Linked DNA regions of Homo sapiens: region 1 is linked to region 2. Evidence: chromatin loops called from intact Hi-C (ENCODE). Cell type or tissue: dorsolateral prefrontal cortex. All regions are shown on one strand. Each heading gives the region's core, and the rest is flanking DNA. Links, peaks and the distances in the headings are about the cores only.

Evidence for each region. A loop is a pair of places that touch in the nucleus more often than their neighbours do. Peaks named below come from ENCODE experiments on the same cell type or tissue, not always from the same donor. Only the 100,000 strongest peaks of a DNase experiment are listed, where the experiment ranks them.
Region 1: it touches region 2 in a loop (2.1-fold over the local background); 6 of 110 quality-filtered maps call a loop at or near these places.

The regions. Positions count from the first base shown.
Region 1 is chr9:69,659,718-69,667,682 of GRCh38, reverse strand. All of the region lies in intron 1 of APBA1 (amyloid beta precursor protein binding family A member 1), which reads left to right. Among named protein-coding and RNA genes, the nearest start is that of APBA1, 8.7 kb to the left of the region's middle. In dorsolateral prefrontal cortex, for the core only: no CTCF peak of the experiment used is centred there; no DNase peak of the experiment used is centred there.
Region 2 is chr9:69,583,926-69,595,165 of GRCh38, reverse strand. The region is part of intron 1 of APBA1 (amyloid beta precursor protein binding family A member 1); the gene reads left to right. Among named protein-coding and RNA genes, the nearest start is that of APBA1, 83 kb to the left of the region's middle. In dorsolateral prefrontal cortex, for the core only: no CTCF peak of the experiment used is centred there; a DNase peak (open chromatin) is centred at 4,727; H3K27ac peaks cover 1,572 bases.

The sequences.
Region 1 (7,965 bases), core at 1-5,000, 75 kb before region 2:
CCTGCTTTATAAGCTGAGGAGAACAATCCATTGAGGGAAAAAGAGATTGAAAATGTAAGGGAGAGGCTCAATTGAGGGAATTAAGTCTTCAAGAAGATGGGAGGATACTAGATGAAAGCAAAGGAAGGATTCTTTTGAGACAGAAGCATAGGAATTTTGAGGTGGAAAGAAAGGAATTTGGCCACAGTCTTTTAAGTGAGGTCAAAGAGAGGTGGGCAGGTTGAAGCCAGGAGTAGAATGACAAAGACTTGTGGGCATTGTGGAAACAGAGCAGTGAGTCAATTAGGAGTGAATAAAAGATCATTACCCAACCATGAGGACCTCATGTGTTTGAAAAGCAGGAATTTGTAGTGAAACCAATTAACGCTATATAATTGGAGTTTGACAACTACTTAAGTAATTTTTGTATAGTGAGCATTTAATCTCACTAAATACAGTGGTTCTTCATTCCCTTAAATGCAGTAAAAAGAGGAGAATGTTTACCTTTAAAATTATCCAAATAAAAGACTCCACTTGTATTTCCTGTAAATATTCTCTCTCAGAGATCTGAGCTAAATTTTAAGAAGTTTATAGTAAAACAATGGGGAAAAATGTAAGTGTTTTTTTAAAGGATGAGCTTTTTCTATCTGTAATGGTAGAATATGGTTTTACAGTGACGTACATGTAAAGTCAGTTTTCAAAAGAAAAATCAAATATAGCACCTCGCCCAATACCATACCCATCATATGCATTCAATATACATTTGTCACATGAATACATGAATAAACTTTTTTTAAGTAAGCTAGCAACAGTATCTAAAATTTTAAATTTCAGGATTTCATTCTTACACAATGGACATCGAATGAGTTGCCTTTTATGGCCTGTGCAAGTTTATGATAGCATTAAAACTATTTATTCATACCTGATATATACATTGAAGCTTTATTTTTAAAAACCCCACATTTTTCACAAAATGATTGTGAACCCTTTAGATCCTTGAGTTATGGGATTATGTCATGATTCCAGGTGAGTTTATGGAACTTCAACTGTAATGAGTGGTGATTTTGAGGTTTTAATGATGAAATTTATTCATTCCTTCAACATACACTCATTGAACACTTTCTCTGGGCCAGAAACTATTCTAGGTGCAAGGAATATGGGGTGGGGGGAGGCATGTCCTTAATATCACAGAACTTTTAGTGGAAGGAGATTAAAAATAAATAAATAAGTAATTACATAATATGCCAGGTGGTAAGTGCTATGACGAAGAATAAAAGAGAGAGAGCAATGGACTGATGATAGTGGGTGGGTGGGGGGTGACATTAGTTTATATAGTATGGTCAGGGAAGACCTTAAGCAGAAAGAGCTGAAAGATGTGAAGTAGTGAGCCCTGCAGATATTTGGGGGAAGGGTCTTCTAGGCAGAGAGGATATCAAAAATGAAAAGGCTGGATAAGAACATGTTTGGCATCCTCAAGGGACAGCAGGGAAACCTTATTGGTTTCCTTGGTTTACCTGGAGCAGTCACTTAGGGAATTCACAATAAAATGCTTTGCCTTTCATTTTCAATTGTTTGCCCATAAGGCTGTATTACCATCTACTGTATTTGGGCTGACCTATGAATCAGTACTGGGTTTATATAAAGATGAATATCCTCAATCAAATGTATTTAAGTTAGAAAACAATCATGCCTGTAATCCCAGCACTTTGGGAGGCTGAGGCAGGCAGATCACTTGAGGTCAGGAGTTCGAGAGCAGCCTGGCCAACATGGCGAAATGCTGTCTCTACTAAAAATACAAGAATTAGCCGGGCATGGTGGCGCATGCTTGTAGTCCCAGCTATTTGGGAGGCTGAGGCAGGAGAATTGCTTGAACCTGGGAGGCAGAGGTTGCAGTGAGCCGAGATCACATCAGAAAACAAAGCGTGATTCTGTCTGGGTAGTGATGAAATACTAGTCAGCTGGAAGTAGTTCTGCTCCTTGGAACTTACATCTCTTCTGTGTCCTGAATCTTCTTTAAATATTGCTCTCTTTTCTTCTTCCTTGTTTCATGTTCCATTCTCAAGTATAAGATCCTTGAGGCTAGAACTTTGTTTTGTTCATCTGGGTATACTCTATAACACAGACTGACTCTCTGCATTAGTAAGGGTTTATCAAATACTTACGGAGAGGAATTGATGAGAAATTTCCAAAGATTTAAGTAACTCAGGTGTAAAGAATGAGGGTAAAGCTCGTTTACCTTGATTTCTGCAGATAGGTAGCTGTTTTTCAAACAGGACACAGAATTGCCATAGGATGCTAAAGCAGTTTATGCATGCAGACCCTGAGATGAGGACTTGAGTTCAGAATAGTTTATCTGAGAGACAACCTCAAGAAGCACAAGTGAGAGAATGGAGAAAATGACACAGGAGAGGGAAGAAAGCCCATTAAGAGGTGAGTTAATGAGCAGGTTACCACGGTGGGCAGCTGAGGCTTGGCTCTGCTGGCATTATATAGACTGCACATTAGGATTGTCCACCAAGCAGTGGAGAAAGTGGGGTCTTTATCCACCATTTCCCTAGGGATATTAAATCTTCAGTACTTTAGGGCTGCTAAGATTAGCCTGAGCAAGCTCCAGAGACACCAAAGAAAGCTCTTGAGCAGAGAAGCAGAGAGGCAGAGCCAGGTGGAAGTGGGAAACTGTCAGTGTATTTGGAGACTGTCGATACAGCTATAGCTGAACTCAGAAGTGGACATGGGACCCCTGTTTAACACAGCACAGAGGTATCATAAAGAATTTTTAACAGATAATAATTGGTTTGATGGCAGTTATTTTAATTTAGGGATTTTAATGTATTGTGACAACTGCCTGCAGTTCTGTTCACTCACAAGCCAACTATTGGCCACCCTCAGTTATCTGAGGTGCAGAGTACTATATATGCTCATGTGTAAGATACGCTCTGTTATAGGGTGGCCCTCAGTTTTCCAACAAGAGCGTTTATAAAAAGACTTTATGTCAACTTGAATATGCATATTCTAGGAATATAGGCAAAGAGTGAAGTATCTACTTATGTTTAATTTATTAGTTTACTTTCATATAATTGAAGTCACATTATATAAAATTATTAATTTAGAAATATGACATCCTTCCATTCTCACATTTTATGAAATCATTTATTCAAATACTTCACATACTTTTTTGACTTTAGAGTCTTTGTCATGATTAGGCCACTTTTGTCATGTTCATTTCTATCTAACTTTTTTGAGATATAGTACTTCTTGAGTTTCTGTATGATGCTACCACCACAAACTTTATTCCAAACCCTGTGTGCTCATTCACTTAATGTAAGAACGTTTGTTTTATCCTTTCTTCCTAAAGGAGTATATTTATGATCTCTGCAACCCAGCACTTCTGTATGTCTTGTGTAAAGACATCCAAGACAAGCAATTGTAAAGCTCCTTCCCAGGAATATTTACTTCAATTGGTGTTAAAATCATGGCCTCCTTTACTCTGTATTCATTCAGTCATTTATCTTCTTTCAATTGCATAGCCTTCAGAAGTATCCCTATCTTGTGTTGATTGAGTTTATTTCCGGCTATCTTCTCCAAATAGTTCTTAAGTAACCTCTGAAACACACAACTCCTTTTCATGAAATCTGCAGTCTTACCAGGTAATATGTTTTTTCATGGTTTCTCTCTTTAAAATCAGTTGCCGTCACATCCAGCATTAGTGAATTACATGGCTTTCAATTTCTGTTATCTTGGAGGTAACAGGGTTTTTGGCATTCAGAAGAAGGTAATTAAGAGAATACCCCACAATATGGGAGACTTTGTAAGCATTTATACATAAGGCAACTTTCTCTTTTCTGAAATACACATTTTGGAGGACAGAATCTCATCTTTTTGTATATGTAAAGTGATCACAGGAGGTTGTCAAGGTATGGTGGCAAAACCAATCCCTACACACTAAGTTTCCTTTTCAGCCTCCTCTTCTGTTCCATGTGGATTAATTAGCATACAATTTGTATGAAAAATACAGCAAATACAGCAATGATTTATTTCCTAATGGAATTAATTGGCCACCATTCCAAATAATGTAATCGTTATGTTTCTGACTATTGATAAATTTTGTATCTCGAGATCAATTCTGCATTTATTAACAGGCACACTTTATTTTAAAGAAGGATAATTGCCAAAGTATGTATAAATTCCTTTTTCTTGTAAATTGTAGCATATTTTAAAAGCAGAGGACGAGCTTAGAGTCATTTAAGGAAATTCCACTTAACAAGAATAATTACCCCCTACATTGGCTATTCAGTGAATTTGGACTTTTATACTGGACTTTACTAAAGTGGGTTGCATTCTGTTGCAGTGGCTTTTACACACTTTTGGCCATGATTCCTGGTGAGAACACAATTTAGATGATAGGCTAGCAACATAGATGAATGTGTGTAAACACATATACACACACACATACATCACTGAAACAAGTTTCACTCAACAATACTTGTCCTTTATTATGTGTAATCCACCCTGATGCTTCCTATCCTATTCTCTTCTGTTCTGTATGTTTGCCAACCCACTGAAGTAATCTCTGCATTGGTGAACCCTAATATGCAGTTTAGAAAACACTGCTGTATTGTATTACATTTATCAGAAGAGTGTTTATTTTCTTATAGTATGAAATAATTTCATGTCAAAAGTTGTTTTTTCGTTTTTTGAATTGTTAGCATATTTGGATATTTGGTGGTATGGACAAATGATGCAGTAATCACAGAGAGAAACTTTATTTTTGAGTAGACATTTTGTTTCCAAAAGAAGAAATTACATTAGTGTGGAAAAGGGAAAGTGGAGTAAGAAGAATAGATTTGTTCTTAGATCTGTGGCTTTCTTGGGTTGTGGGGACCGTGTCAAGTCACTGGGCCACAACCTCCTTGCTGAGCTGGTTCCTCACGATTCTTTCCTGTCCTTCACTCTTCCTGCCCCTCTTCCTAGCTGCTGTCTCTTAGCCTCTAGAGTTCTGGATGTTTAGTTAAATTACTTAATTCTAAATTTTAACCTAATATTATTTCTTCCCAGATGTGAAAATAGTTTCTACGCCCACTTCCCTTCCAAATAACTTGAAAATATAAGAATCATTTTTCCCTGAGCTAGTACCTGGAAGAGTTCTCTCCTAAAGGAGCTAGAATTTGTTCTACAGATGAAATGTTTCCATAGTATTAGGTCATATGAAAGCTTAACCTAATCTTATGTTCAGGTATGATTGTGTTCTTTATGGCAGGCTAGCTATCAAAGTACACATAAATTCCTTTTTTAAAAGCTCAGCAGATTCCCCATCCAGTGACTAAAAACAAGTTACAAAGTGTCAGGCATTGCGCTAAGTACTGTACACAGCTAACTCATTTACTTCTCATAATGACCTAATTTACTCTTCATAACCACATCAGGAGAGAACTTATATTGCAGATTGGACTTTGAGGTTCTCAGAGGTTCCTCAGTGGCTACAAAACAGGACAAAGGGGATTTGCCTCAGGTCTAGGCACAGGAATGGGCCCAGACAGTTGCTGGTCCTGGAGTCTATTCTGTCCTCTGGGCCCAGCAGTAGCTTCCCATCCCCACTGCCCCATCTTGACTCTCTTGTTTATGATGCCTTCATCCTACTTGGGATGTCTGTGTGTGTGTGTGTGTGTGTGTGTGTGTGTGTGTTACTGTTTGTCTTAGTCCATTCAGTGTTGCTATAACAGAGTACCTGAGGCTGGGTAACTTACAAAGAAAAGAAGTTTATTTGGCTCACAATTCTGGTGGCTGGAGAGTTTAAGACCAGGCAGCTGCATCTGGTAAGGGTCTCATGCTGCTTCCACTCATAGTGGAAAGTGGAAAGACAGCGAGTGTGTGCGAAGAGATAACATGGTGAAAGAGGAAAGGAGAGAAAAACCAAGGAAGCCAGATTCTTTTTAACAATCCACTGTCTAGGAAACTATTCCATCCTTGCAAGAGTGAGAACTCATTCATCACTGCAGGAGGACATTCATCTGTTCATAAGAGATTCACCCCCCATGACCCATGCACCTCCCAATACTGCCACATTGGGGATTAAATGTCAACATGAATTTTGTGGGGATGAACCACATTCAGACCATAGTACTGTTGCACCGACATCTCTCCATTCTTGGCCCTGTGGGGTGGCAAGGACTCAGAATGAGCTGGAATACAGTGCTGCCATAATTAGCCATCAACAGTGAACAAGTCTCCAGGTTGGTCTGAGCCTCAGCTTCTCCAGCTACAAAAGGGGAAATGATGAAACCTGCCCTTCCCATCTCTTCCTGCACAGGGCCGCTGGGGTCAAATAAAATATGAAAGGGTACAGAAAAGTAAGGTAGATGTCTCACTTCCTTCATCATGACATTGAACGAAAGTGACTCCCTACCTAGTTCTAATAGCTAGTGTCTCTTTCCTCTAAACCAGAAGTTGACAAACTTTCTCTGTTTAGGGCTAGTAGTAAATAGGTTTTGTGGGCCATATGGTCTCTGCCACAACTCCTCCACTCTGCCCTTGTAGTGCAAAAGCAACTGTACACAATATGTAAACCTATTAGTGTGACTGTATTTCAACCAAAGTTTGTTTATGGATGCTAAAATTCAAATTTCATATCATTTTTGCTTCACAAAATGTTGATTTCTCATTTAACTTTTTGCAACCATCTAAAAACATAAAAAACATTCTCAGCTCCAAGGCAGTACACAAACAGGCAGTGGGATGGATTTGTCCCACGGACCTCAGTTTACTGACCCCTGATCTAAACTCTCACAGTGCTTTGTACCACTCTGGATTCCAGCAGCTCATGCTCATCTTTTCCATCTCTCTTGTCCTTTCAAAATATGCACCCACCCACACACTCATTTTTTCATCTCCCTTAACACTGAGAAAGATAATAGCATATGTATAGTATGCCCCCCACATGTATATTCTATATGCCCAAGAAATATTTATTGAGTAAATCAGGATTAAAAATCTGTTGCTTTTGTATGTTTCCTGTTTTTTCATCTTTAAAGGAAATTCCACCTATTCTCTAGTAAAGCTTTGGGAATGATTGAGTTAAGATTTTGTGATTAAATATAAGGCTTTGAGATTCTTGCCTTAAAGTATTTCCCCCCTCTGTTATTAACCATAAAAGGAAAAGAATGTCAGGGAGGACAGAGAGGAAAAGCAAACAGACAAACAAAACCAACATTTCAGCATGAAAAGCGCTTGTTAGATGATAACTAAAGTGGCCAGATGTTTAGCTTTGCTCCCTTGGGTATCCTGCCACTATAGGGAACTCTGAACCGGCTGAAGTGTTTCATGCCTCAGCTGCCAGCAGCCCTTGGTGATATGCTTTCCCCAAAATTTAACATGGGGGCCAGAACTCCATGCATTTGACTATAAATAAAGAGGACCTCATAGAATGTACTTTATCTTTGTATTTCCCTACCATGTATTGAGGAATCATGCACATCTCTCTAAGAGCAAAGCCTTGAACATACCTCCTGTTTTTCTTCTTAATAAGTATAGACTTGGAAGTGGAATTATTATAACATATGTAAATTGACATTTCTTCTCAAAATGGACAGAAACTGTATGCTGGAATTATGGCAGGGCTGTTTGTGGTATTCCACATAGTCTATGATCAATATGTTACTCTATAATAAGGATTGTGTGTAAGTGTGTGCACGTGGGTATGTAGTTAAGGGGTGGGAAGAAATAAATATATTAAAAGCTTGGGACCAAAATCACTAACAGTATCTACTCCTTATTAAAATTTGTTAAGGAAAGGAACAATTAAGTCAGCTTTCTGTTGAGTGCTTAAGTATTTTAGCCTGCCAAAATATATTAATTTTCCATAACCTGGAAGAGAGATCCATGACACATGTAAAATAAATTATAAAGTATACTTTGACTTGACATAAATTGTTACTGCTATGGTAGATGATGTCTAGTCCTAAAGACAGAATTTTAAGCCAGTGTTAAAAG
Region 2 (11,240 bases), core at 2,530-7,529:
CATATAAAGTTTATTTGAGCCTCACTTTTTCATCTCCTTGTTGCCAGTATCATCACCTTGAAAGTGAACTGTAACAATACATGTATGTAGAACCTGTATTTTGTTTTTAATAATATTTATAATAGTTTATATGAATTGATGGTTTACTTTGTGCCAATCTTTGTATTAAGTACTTCATACCACATTTCTCATTTAATTCATACCACTACATTGTAGTTGTTAATATCTCATTTGACAGATGAGAAAATTTATGTCCAGAGAGCTTTGGTAACTTGCCTAACACTAGTAACAGTAACAAGAGGATTCTGACCTCTTGTCAGACTCCAAAACATTATTCTTAACCACCACTTCTTCACCAGAAAGTGTTGTATGATTGGCTTGGGTAATGTCTACTCATCAGAAAAGAACTACAAATGTTGGATGGAAAGTAGTTCAGAACTCTTTGGGCAGTCAATCACGTGTGCCTTTTTTGTTAGGGTTTTGTTCATATTCTCACCAAGAATCCTCAATCAGGTTATTTCTATATATTATTATAATCCCCAATCATAATCATATAATCATGTTGTACCCAAGAATATTATATTCACCACAACCTCCCTTCCTCTATAATGTCATCCAAATCTTATGTCATCCTTCCTTTCCCTCACTCCCTGATTCTCTTCACATTCCTTAGTTTACCTTTCTTCTGATCACCTGTTTCATGGGAAATAGTAACCTGGATAGATAAGAAGTCCTGTTTGTCCAAGAGCTGGTTTGACATGTTGGCTCACCAGAGGAGACTGGGGCCCAAGAACTTGATTAAACAACCTGGTTCCTTGTCACTCAAGTGAGCTGTGCAGAACAGCAGCATCAGCGACACTTGGCAGACTCTTGGGCCCCATCCAAACCTACTGCATCATAATCTGCATTTTAAAGACACCCCCTACCCCCGTGATTTTAGGCACATTGAAGTTTGAGCAGCATGGCTCTTGTCTGTTGCTGCAGCCATGATATGACATAGATGGTCCCAGAGCCTGTTTACAAGGGGAAAAGTTGGACAGAACCAGCAGGAAGACCCAGAGCCTGTGGCCCAACTCAGCGATATGATAAGTCAAGAGGAGGAAAGAGCCAAGACTTGTTCCCAGCATAAATAAAGAAGACCTACGGAATCTAACGCCAGAAGATCCAACGCCTCTGCTGTTATGCAAATGTAATAAAAATGCATTCAGTCCAACTTGGAATCTATAGAAAGTTAAGTAAAAGTTGAGTAATCAAGGTCACAAAAGTCATTTAAGGGCAGTCATTTAAGAGAGCTTCACTGAACAAATTTCACAAATAACAAATCTTTCAGGGATGAAAAACGCTAATAAAAGGTTTCCTTTTTGAAAAGTGATTTTGTGTATTTGCTTAATTTTATTTTAATCCTGGACCTCTTATCTACTTTGATTTTCATTGGCATCAATGGGAATGTGAAAGAATTGACCTCATTTGAAACTTCCTTTCAGCAAATGGTCAAAGCTTTGTTTTCTGCTTCATTGTTTTCTAAACTGGTGCATAAAAATAATACTTGTGCTTCAGGCATGTGCTGGCAACTTTAGCCTCCTGTAATTTCCTGAGCCACATATTACATCTGTTTTCTGCTTACAGATGAACCTCAGCTCTCACTCCCTCAGGGTCTTCTTCATGTTCTTTTAGCCCCTTGTTGACGGTTGTTTGGTAATTCTTACGGTTATAATTCTTTGAATATCTTTTCAGTTATGATTGGAGGAGGTCTAAGCAAGTGAAATATGACACATTGCCTTTTTCCTGTCAAAGCAACCCCGTATCATATATGCATGATAGTGTGGTTGCTGCTTTAAAAACCAATTCTAGAAGGAAAAATGTCATGTTTCCTAGAGATTATAAATAACTAGACACAGATAAGCACAAGTGTATTTATATCAGCCTCCAAATATTCTGATAAGAAGAAAGAAATACAGTCTGTTGTTTGACTTTCAAAGGGCAAATTTTAAAAATGTAACAGAAATGCAACTTTTGACTTTGTATTTTAAATGCATTATCTTCGGAAGATATGATAGAATGAGGTATAGACACTGTAAAGCCACTTCTAACAGTGATAATTACTCTGCAGTATTTGAATGACTAGCAAGTTTCTTATATGGCATTTTATAATACTGTTTTGTTGCAGAAGCCTTTATCATTTTACGTCATTTAATTTGGTAAAATGATATAACATTCCTATGTATACAGAAAACCTCAGTTCCTATTAATGTATTGAGTCTTGTTTATAGTTCAGTTTTCAGGTTCAGGACAATTTTATTCCTAATGATATGAAGAAAAGCTCACATAAGAAACTACTTCTTTTTTTGTTTGTTTGTTTTAATAAAGAAAAGAGGTTTAGTTGACTCAGAGTTCCGCATGGCTGGGGAAGCCTCAGGAAACTTACAATCACGGTGGAAGGGGAAGCAAGCATGTCTTACATGGTAGCAGACAAGAGAAGAGTGAGCACGTGAGAGCATAGGAAAGACTGTCATTTATAAAACCATCAGATCTCATCAGAAACCACTATTTATTTCTTTATTTATTTTTAAAGAGATAGGGTCTTGCTCTGTTGCCCAGACTGGAATGTAGTGGCGTGATCATAGCTCACTTTAACTTTGAACTCCTGGCTCAAGGGATCCACCCGTCTCAGCCTCCCAAGTTGCTAGGAATACAGGTGCTCAACACGACAACCTGCTGATTTTTAAATGTTTTGTAGCGACAGCGCCTCACTATGTTACCCAGGCTGGCTTCAAACTCCTGGCCTTCAGCAAGCCTCCTGCCTTGGGCTCCCAAAGCACTGGGATCACAAGCAGAGCCACTGCTTCTGTCTGGTCCAGAAAGCACTTCCTTTGGTACAGAAACCATGAGCTTTGTGATCCATAAGAATGAAGACATCGTAAAATATTATGACTATAAGATATGGAGGGACTTCAATTTCCTGTTCAGCATTCTAATGAGGGTAATTTAGGTAAATGACTTTCTAATTATTGAAAATGATGAATGTATCTGTAGAAAAAATCACTTTTATTATACAAGCAAGAAAACATAATAACCCAGTTAAATGGATTTCAGCAATGATAAGTAAGGAGAGGACCAATCTTTGTGAGTAAAAGCACCCATCCTATCAAAGTCAGCTTAGGAAACGAGCATGTCTTGAAGACCTGGTTTGTTGATGTTGGATAGATATATTTAGGGGAGAAAACAGACTTTTTTTCCCCTTTTTTAAAGTTCTTAGCTGAGACACTTTTCTGAAAACAAAAATCAGATTAACAAAAGAAAAGCATGCAAAAGTTTATTAACATGCACTGTACCTATCACATGGGAAAGGCCTCGGTTCAAAAGCATTTCTCTCTCAAGGCAGTGGCTTAGGGGCCTTGCTTTAAAAGTATTTTAACGGATCTGTAAATCCTACATAGTGACAAGACAAAAGAGAGAACAGTTGCGGTGTTTTAAAAGGCGGGAAAATGAGGGAAGATGCTAAAATCTGTTCCCAGATTCCTCTGGTGCCAGCTTGGTGCCTCCTCTGGGCCGAGAAGTGCCATCTCCAGGAAGGAAGGATTCGTGCCCTGCCATCAGGTGGTTACAGGCTGAGGCAGAGTGTTACCCTGCATTTTCAATGTCTTTAACTTAACAACTGTCTTTGAAGGGAATTTTGGTTCCCTTCATATTGTTGACAAGCTTCTATGTTGAGCATTCAGAAGAAGTGGCAGACATGGTTCTTGGCTTTCAGATGTGTACTTAATCGAAGAGACTGGATATCTTATACATTAAGACATTTAGGAATATTTGTCAACCATCTGTATTTGAAAGTATAAACTACTATTCCACTGGAAGAGCTCTGTATTGATTGTGGATTCAGGAATCCACAGGGGAAGGCTAGATTCAGAAAAGACAGAGAACTAAAGAGAAGGGGAAAAGAGGCACCTGGAGAGAGGGGGAAATGCAGTTAACTGGACATCATCAGGACCTCACATCGGAAGTTCTGCCTTGAAAGCATTTGGAAAAATGGGGCCTCATAGGCAGTGCCTCTCTCCTCCCTCGGCTGCCTTGCCTCTGCTTCAGGAGGGAAGCATCACATGCAGTTTTTCACCTCCTCCCACAGTTTGGGACCATGGTACGGGGGACCTCTTGGAGTCATGGCAACAGTGGGAAAGGATTTTCTTCACGGGTCTATTCAGATTTGCACTTGGCAGAAAACTTTCAGCAGAAAGCCATTAGCTTTCTCTTAGGACTTTGGTTTTCAAGTTGAGTTTGGAACCAGAACTGAAGATTAAAACATGCAGAATATTCTCTATGCCATTTAGCTGTCTGCAGAAACCCACTGTTGCTGGGTACCCAGCCATGTCCCCTGCCCACCCCCACCCTGGCGAAGCTGGGAGTGAGAAGCCAGGGGAAGCACAGTGTATGCACATGGCCAGAAAAAGACTGACACAATTCGTGGGCATTAGAGCACGGTTCTCTTTCTGGAAATTGAGGGTGATTATTTCTCCTTCATTGTGTGCAGCATCCTTTTGAGATCGTTTGGGGAGGGATTTTGTCAGATTGGAGAATTGTGATTAATGGTGAAGGCCTTCGAGAGCCAGCCCATGTGAATGCATTATTCTCAGCTGCTTTCCCATCTGCACACACAGATTGCTCAGTGCCAGTGCTGTGAGGCCTCCAGAGCTGAGCTGGTCCAGCCTCATTATTTTGGCTGATGAACAAATAGACCCAGGGAGGGTAAGGAGCTTACCCTGCAGCACATAAGGAGCCGGCCCAAAGCCAGGACTAGAACCAAAGTCTCCCATGTCCACAGGATACTGTTTCCTCGCCTAACACAATGCCACTCTGTTCACCATTCAATTCAACAGCTATTTATTTGAACCTCGCTGGATCTGCCAGGAACTGGGCTAAGCCCTGGGGTTTCTAAAATAGGTAAAGCATGTTCCCACCCCAAGAGGAACTCATAGTCTAGGAGGGAGGGAGAAACATTGATAGTACATCTTGTTATTTTTAAAAAATGAAGAGAGGAATGAGCACAGGGATAGAAACTCAGAGGAAGAGCATGTGGACCATCCCAGGAGTGCTGAAGCAGGTGTCATTGGAGCTGAGGCTTAAAGGACTGGCAAGGGTGAGTTTTGGGAAGGAGGGTGAAAAGAGCAGCTCAGAGGAGGAGCGGCATGAGCCCCACCTGCTGTGCTTCCACTACCAAACCAAGTCCTCATGCTCCTCCATAGAGAAGCAGGAGGGGCTTCACCTTTAATTCAGTACCATCATTTCTCTTAAAATTGCAGGTAGAATATACAGTGAGTATTTTGGATTTTTCTTTTTCTATTTCATCAAGTAGAAGATGGACCTAAAATGTTTGGCCAGAGAGAAATAGAAAAGCCAATCCCAGTTTAAATTGTTTGAATCTGATTCAATCAGGATCTCAGATCTTCCGGTTCACGATTTCAGCTTGTTTTGAAAGCTAACTGAATTGAGGAGGGGGCAGGGCACAGAATGAGTTTTGGCTTTAATACACTAAAGACTACCCCAATAACCTGAAAGACCCAGTAGAAAACCATGGGCTAAATGAGATACTGAATGAAAGCTGGGTACTGAGACCCCCACCCTTCCTTGTTTCTGGTGATTTCATGCTCCAAATCTTGTCATGATACACTGCACACATCCCTCTGTATAGTGCTTTAAGTGGTTGTGAGAGAGGAAGGGGAGCCCATGGGTCAGAAACCCCTTGTTACATGGAAAGAGCAGAGAAAGAAGAATTAGAGTGGATGCCTTCTCTGTCTGGGCCTAGCATCACGTCATTTGGTCTTTTCCCATGAGCAATGGAATCAAGCAACAGTGATTGATTATCTTCTAAGTACAAAGCATTTTGCTAAGTGCTTTGAGGATATCAAGAATGAGACACACCGGGAGCAGTGGCTCATGCCTATAGTCCCAGCACTTTGGGAGGCCAAGGCAGGTGGATCGCTTGAGCCCAGGAGTTTGAGACCAGCCTGGGCAACATGGTAAAACCCCATCTTTAAAAAAAATTACAAAAATTAGCTGGGCATGGTGGTGTGTGCCTGTAGTTCCAGCTACTCAGGAGGCTGAGGTGGAAGGATGGCTTGATTCTGGGAGGCAGAGGTTGCAGTGAGCTGAGATTGTGCCACTGCATTCCAACCTAGGCAACAGAGCCAGACCCTGTCTCGAAAACAAACAAAAAAGCATGAGAAGATACTATTCTTCCCCTCAAGCCCCTTATAGAGAGCAAGGTCTCATGCTATATAAGGTAGAACTGTACTGCTTATTTACTTAGTAGCCTTGTTAATGTTGGCAAGGAAGTATGAGCTTCAATTTCATCTGTAAATTGGAGGCACTAGTTACAGGGATGTGGTGAGATTAAATGAGATAATCTATGTAAAGCTCCTAGCATAATGCCTGCCATATGATACGTACTCAGTTAATATTAGTTGCCATAATCGTGATCATCATTGTGGTGCAGAGGAACTAAGCTCTGACTTGTAAGCTCTGATGTCTATGTTGACATCTCCACATGGATCTTTAACAAGCAGATCAAACTTAACATGTCCAAAAAATGGAAGTGCTGATTATTTTCCTCTCCAAACTGTTTTTTTTTCTCATCTTCACAACTGATTAAATGGCATCACCATGTTATTGCTAAAACCAAAGACTTGGGGGACATCATTGATTTCCTCCCTTTTTCTTTTCCTTGATTTCCAACCAACAAACAAGTTTTGTCTTTGCTGCTTCTTAAAAAAAAAAATCATGAACTTGCCTATTTCTCTCCCATCTCTGCTGCTACCACTCTGGTCCAAGGCACCATTGTCTGTTGCGTTTCATTTGTAGCTCTTTAATTCTCCCACTGTCAATAAGCTTTTTAATGACATTGCCCCCTTTTCTGTTTCTCCAATATGCCAACCCCTTTCTTACCTGAGGGCCTTTGCACTAGATATTTCATCTAATGGGAACGTTCTTTCTTTCTCCCCAGTAGCTTCATTATTTGCTTGCCTTTGCATATCAGGTATCTGTTCAAATGTCATTCCCACAAAGAGGTCTTCCCTGACACTGCTTCTTTCACCTACCTCACCCACCACCCAGTTTCTTTCTTTTTCTTTCTTTTTTTTTTTTTTTTTTGAGACAGAGTCTTGTTCTGTCACCCAGGCTGCAGTACGATGGCACAATCTCAATTCACTGCAACCTCCACCTCCCGGGTTCAAACGATTCTCCTGCCTCAGCCTCCTGAGTAGCTGAGATTACAGGCACCCAACACCATGCCCAGCTAACTTTTTGTATTTTTGGTAGAGACGGGGTTTCACTATGTTTGTCAAACTGGTCGCAAACTTCTGACCTCAAATGATCCGGCTACCTCAGCCTCCCAAAGTGCTGGGATTACAGGCTTGAGCCACCACGCCGGGCCAATATCACAGTACATTCTTTTATTTTTTCTGGAACATCTCCATGGCTGCTACCAAAGGTGGGTCGTGGGGAAGTACTGGAGAATCTTATTGGATGTTTTTTGGAGAGGGCTTGGAAGTGGTTTACATCACTTCTACTCATAATTCTTAGACAGACTTCAGTCTCATATACCGAACCTACTTGCAAGGGATGCCGAGAAATGTCATTTTCTCATGTGCTCAGGAAGATGAAACAGTGTGGCAAACACATCTTTGACTTCCACAGCTCATGTAACTGAAAGTCCAAGTGTGTGGCTTACAGATACACCAATGACACCAATCTCCAGTTTTTCTCTCTCCAACTCTGGATTCTCTTTCAGTTTGGCCACATTCTCAGATAGGCTGTCCTCTTGCTTACAGTGGCAAATAAACAATGAGGCTCTTTCCTGGAAGCCCCAGTGGAAGTCTTCTAGACTCTGGGGCACCTGCCCATCACAGAACCAATTACTGTGATGAAAGGAATGTGACCCATTGATTACCTTGGACCACTATTGTGTTCTCCATCACTGAATTTGGAGGATGGGGAGGCAATTGAACCATAGTGAGTTGAGACTGGGAATGGATGAAGCTTTAAAAAGCTCTTGTGGGAAGTAGGATGAATGGATGCCAGTGGCAAAAAAAGGACAAAAATGTTCACTACAACAGCATATAAGATTTATCAACCAACAATATACAATTCTAAACACTCTGATCAATGGACCATATTTTCTTCTTGAATTACCTTTAGTGACAATGGTCTCTACCAGAAGCACATACAGCCAAACTATTTTTTAAAGTATATGGAACTCTTGGTTCTTTGCTTCATCATACTTTAGGCTGAATTTTTTTGTTGACTAAGGAGAGAGCTAAGTGGCTTCATTCTAGTAAAAAGTACTTATTTGGGGTTGTTAGTTGTAATGGGCAGCCAGGTCTTCCCTTATATTTCCCACCTCTACAGAGTTCTTAGAAAATGCAGATATAGTTCATTTTTTAGGCAACAAGGAGAGGATGATCTGGAAGCAGCATTGGGAATTAAGGAAGACACCAACTGTTCCTCCTAGTCCAGGAAAACAAGGGCTGTGTAAAGAAACCACCACCATTTGAGACCTTTACAAGGGAAGCAGTGTCCTCATGAGAGCACCAAACTGTGGCTAGAGAAAGAAAATGAAGAATGTTCCACAAAGAGGTTGGCTTTAAAAATCCCCTGCCCAAAAGCCAGGTTATCATGATTTCAGCTCAGGTATGGGCTGAATCAAGGAAAACCTCAGAGGTCAGTCAACTGGAGGCCAGCCGTTGTTGAGTTATGGTCACTCAACAAATATATGTGTTGAGACCGTGATGTGCTAGCCCTCAGGTTCAGCATCAAATACATATCAAAAAAATAGAAACTCTGATAATAAGAGATGTATAAACAATCACAGCATAATATAGGGAGATCTGATTCTGAGCTGCTTGTATACAGTAAGGGGCAAGGAGATGCCAATAGTCAATCTGGACACAACATTCAGCACGTAGAGTTAGTTGCTGTAAAGGCCAAGCCCTAGAAGCATACTGATCTGTTTTTATAGTGGTTATTATGTATGGATGGGTGTTGAGTGATGGCTCTAGCTGCTTGCCCCAGCAGAAATCCTGTTGAGCAGCTGCAGTAAGGGTTCAGGAGTTCTATGACAGCAGAGTAAAATCCATGGGCCAGACAATTGGTCATTGCAACAGGTTCCATCATGAAGTGACGAGGCAAACATATTCATAGGTGGGCAGTCTAGAATAAGGCTCAACTTAAAAATGCCAGGACAGGTTGCCAGCAGGTCGCAGAGCCCACCCCAGGGCCATATGAGAGGCTGGATTTGGGTTTTGGGGATGAGATAAGCAGGAGAAAGGCAGATGGTCCCAAGTCCTAGGAGTACAGGAATGCTCAGCAGGTGAGCAGATGGGCTTTGGTACAGGGAATAAATAGAAATTCCATCACCAGAAATGAGTCACTGCTTAGGATATAAGTCTTATGAACAGGGAGAGAGTCCACTTTTCATACCGTGAGTACAGATCAGAAACAGTCAAGGGGATCTGGACACTGGGCCCTGTATGTTAGACCAGAGCTCCAGAAATCCCACCAGCAGCAGGTCAGGACTGAATTGTGGGGACCTGGGTGGCCTGAGCCTACAGCTGGAGTCAGATGGTACCCCTGGGCCAAGGGAGAGATGCAGAAGCTGGGACTCAAAGCCACAGCTTTGTCTGGCCCATGAGGCATCCCCCTTCTCTCCAGGGCACATTGGGCTAGGCCAGCCTTTGGCCCTGGCAAGAATGAAGGAAGCGGGCACACACCCCTTTCCTTGAGCCTCAGTCTCTTCTTATCATCTCTTCTGTTGTCATTTAGAGGATCCTGGCAGAGGTTTTGGGTCAGTAGCTAAGTTGACTCACCTTACAGATTATTGTGGTTCAGCAACTTTTTTAGTCTTTAAGTCTTTCTCCTCTGCTTTTAGTATTTTAAGGAGCAGATAATTTTTCAAATGCAAATTTCCTAATTAGATATAGCATTCTCACTACCTGACATATTATGTATTTATTTGTTTGCTGTTTATATCACCTAAAAGGATTGTCAGCTCCCCAAGGGCAGGGCCTTTGTTTTGTTCACTACTGGGTTCCCAGTGCCAAGAACAGTGTCTGTCACATAATAGATGCTCAGCATGTTTGTTGAGTGAACAAATGTGAATAAATGAATAAGCAAGTCAACATTCCATTCTTGTGGGCTTGGCTGGCTCTAATCTGTCCACAGACACATTATACCCAAATGAGATAATTCATGGGTTTGTGCTAAGTAATCAGAAGTTTTCTCTGGATATGGTAGGCAAATTATGACTAATTCATCCTGGACATAATGAAATGATCATTCCTTTGTTTTGTTAGTTACTCTAAGAGTAATTTGGATTTTTATGTCATTCAAACTTTGACCCTTCTCATTTTCCTACAAGAATATAAGCTTTGCTTGTTTGTATTTATAATCAGTGGGATGGATTTCACTTCATTGAAAGGGCATTATTTCCCCTTTTAAAATGGACCTATGTTAAAGTTTGCTATAATTTACTGAATGCTTACTCTGTACTTGGCACTGTTCTAAGTGTATCAGCTCATCTTTGTAATAGTTGTACGTGGCATGATTCTTCTTCCCATTTTGCCTGTGGAGAAGTTGGAGCACAGAGAGGTTAAGTAACTTGCCTAAGGTCATACTGCTAATAAGTAAAGGATCTGGGAGCATCCTTAGCCATCAGACTACACAGCCTATAATGGTACATTAGTAAACATCACTTATGTCTTCATTTATTGAGTGAATAGAGGATAGATATGTTGACTGCTTCATAGGCTTAATGTGAGGATAAAATGAGTTAATACAGCCAAAACACTTAAAACATTGAACAAATGTTAACCTTTTTCATCCACTACCACCCTCTAGGAACTCACAGTCTTATAGAGGAGACAGTATGATAAATATACTTTTACACACACACACACACGGAGATGTACACATATGGATGGAAACATACATATCTATCTCATTATATTTTTATTTGGGATTAATCAATATTTTCTTTCACTGGCAGAAGTTGGGAGAGAAAAGCTGGAGCCAGGGACATGAAGTTTATTTTGAAACACACAAGAAGGGAGTGTGGCTCACAGCTGGAGAGATTACTAATCTTAGCCATTCCTCAGTTGCCTGATAGAAAAGCATTTACACATAGAAAACGGCTGGCATTTATTCTGCACTCACTATGTGCTGGACACTGTGCTAAGCACTTTACATGGATTACG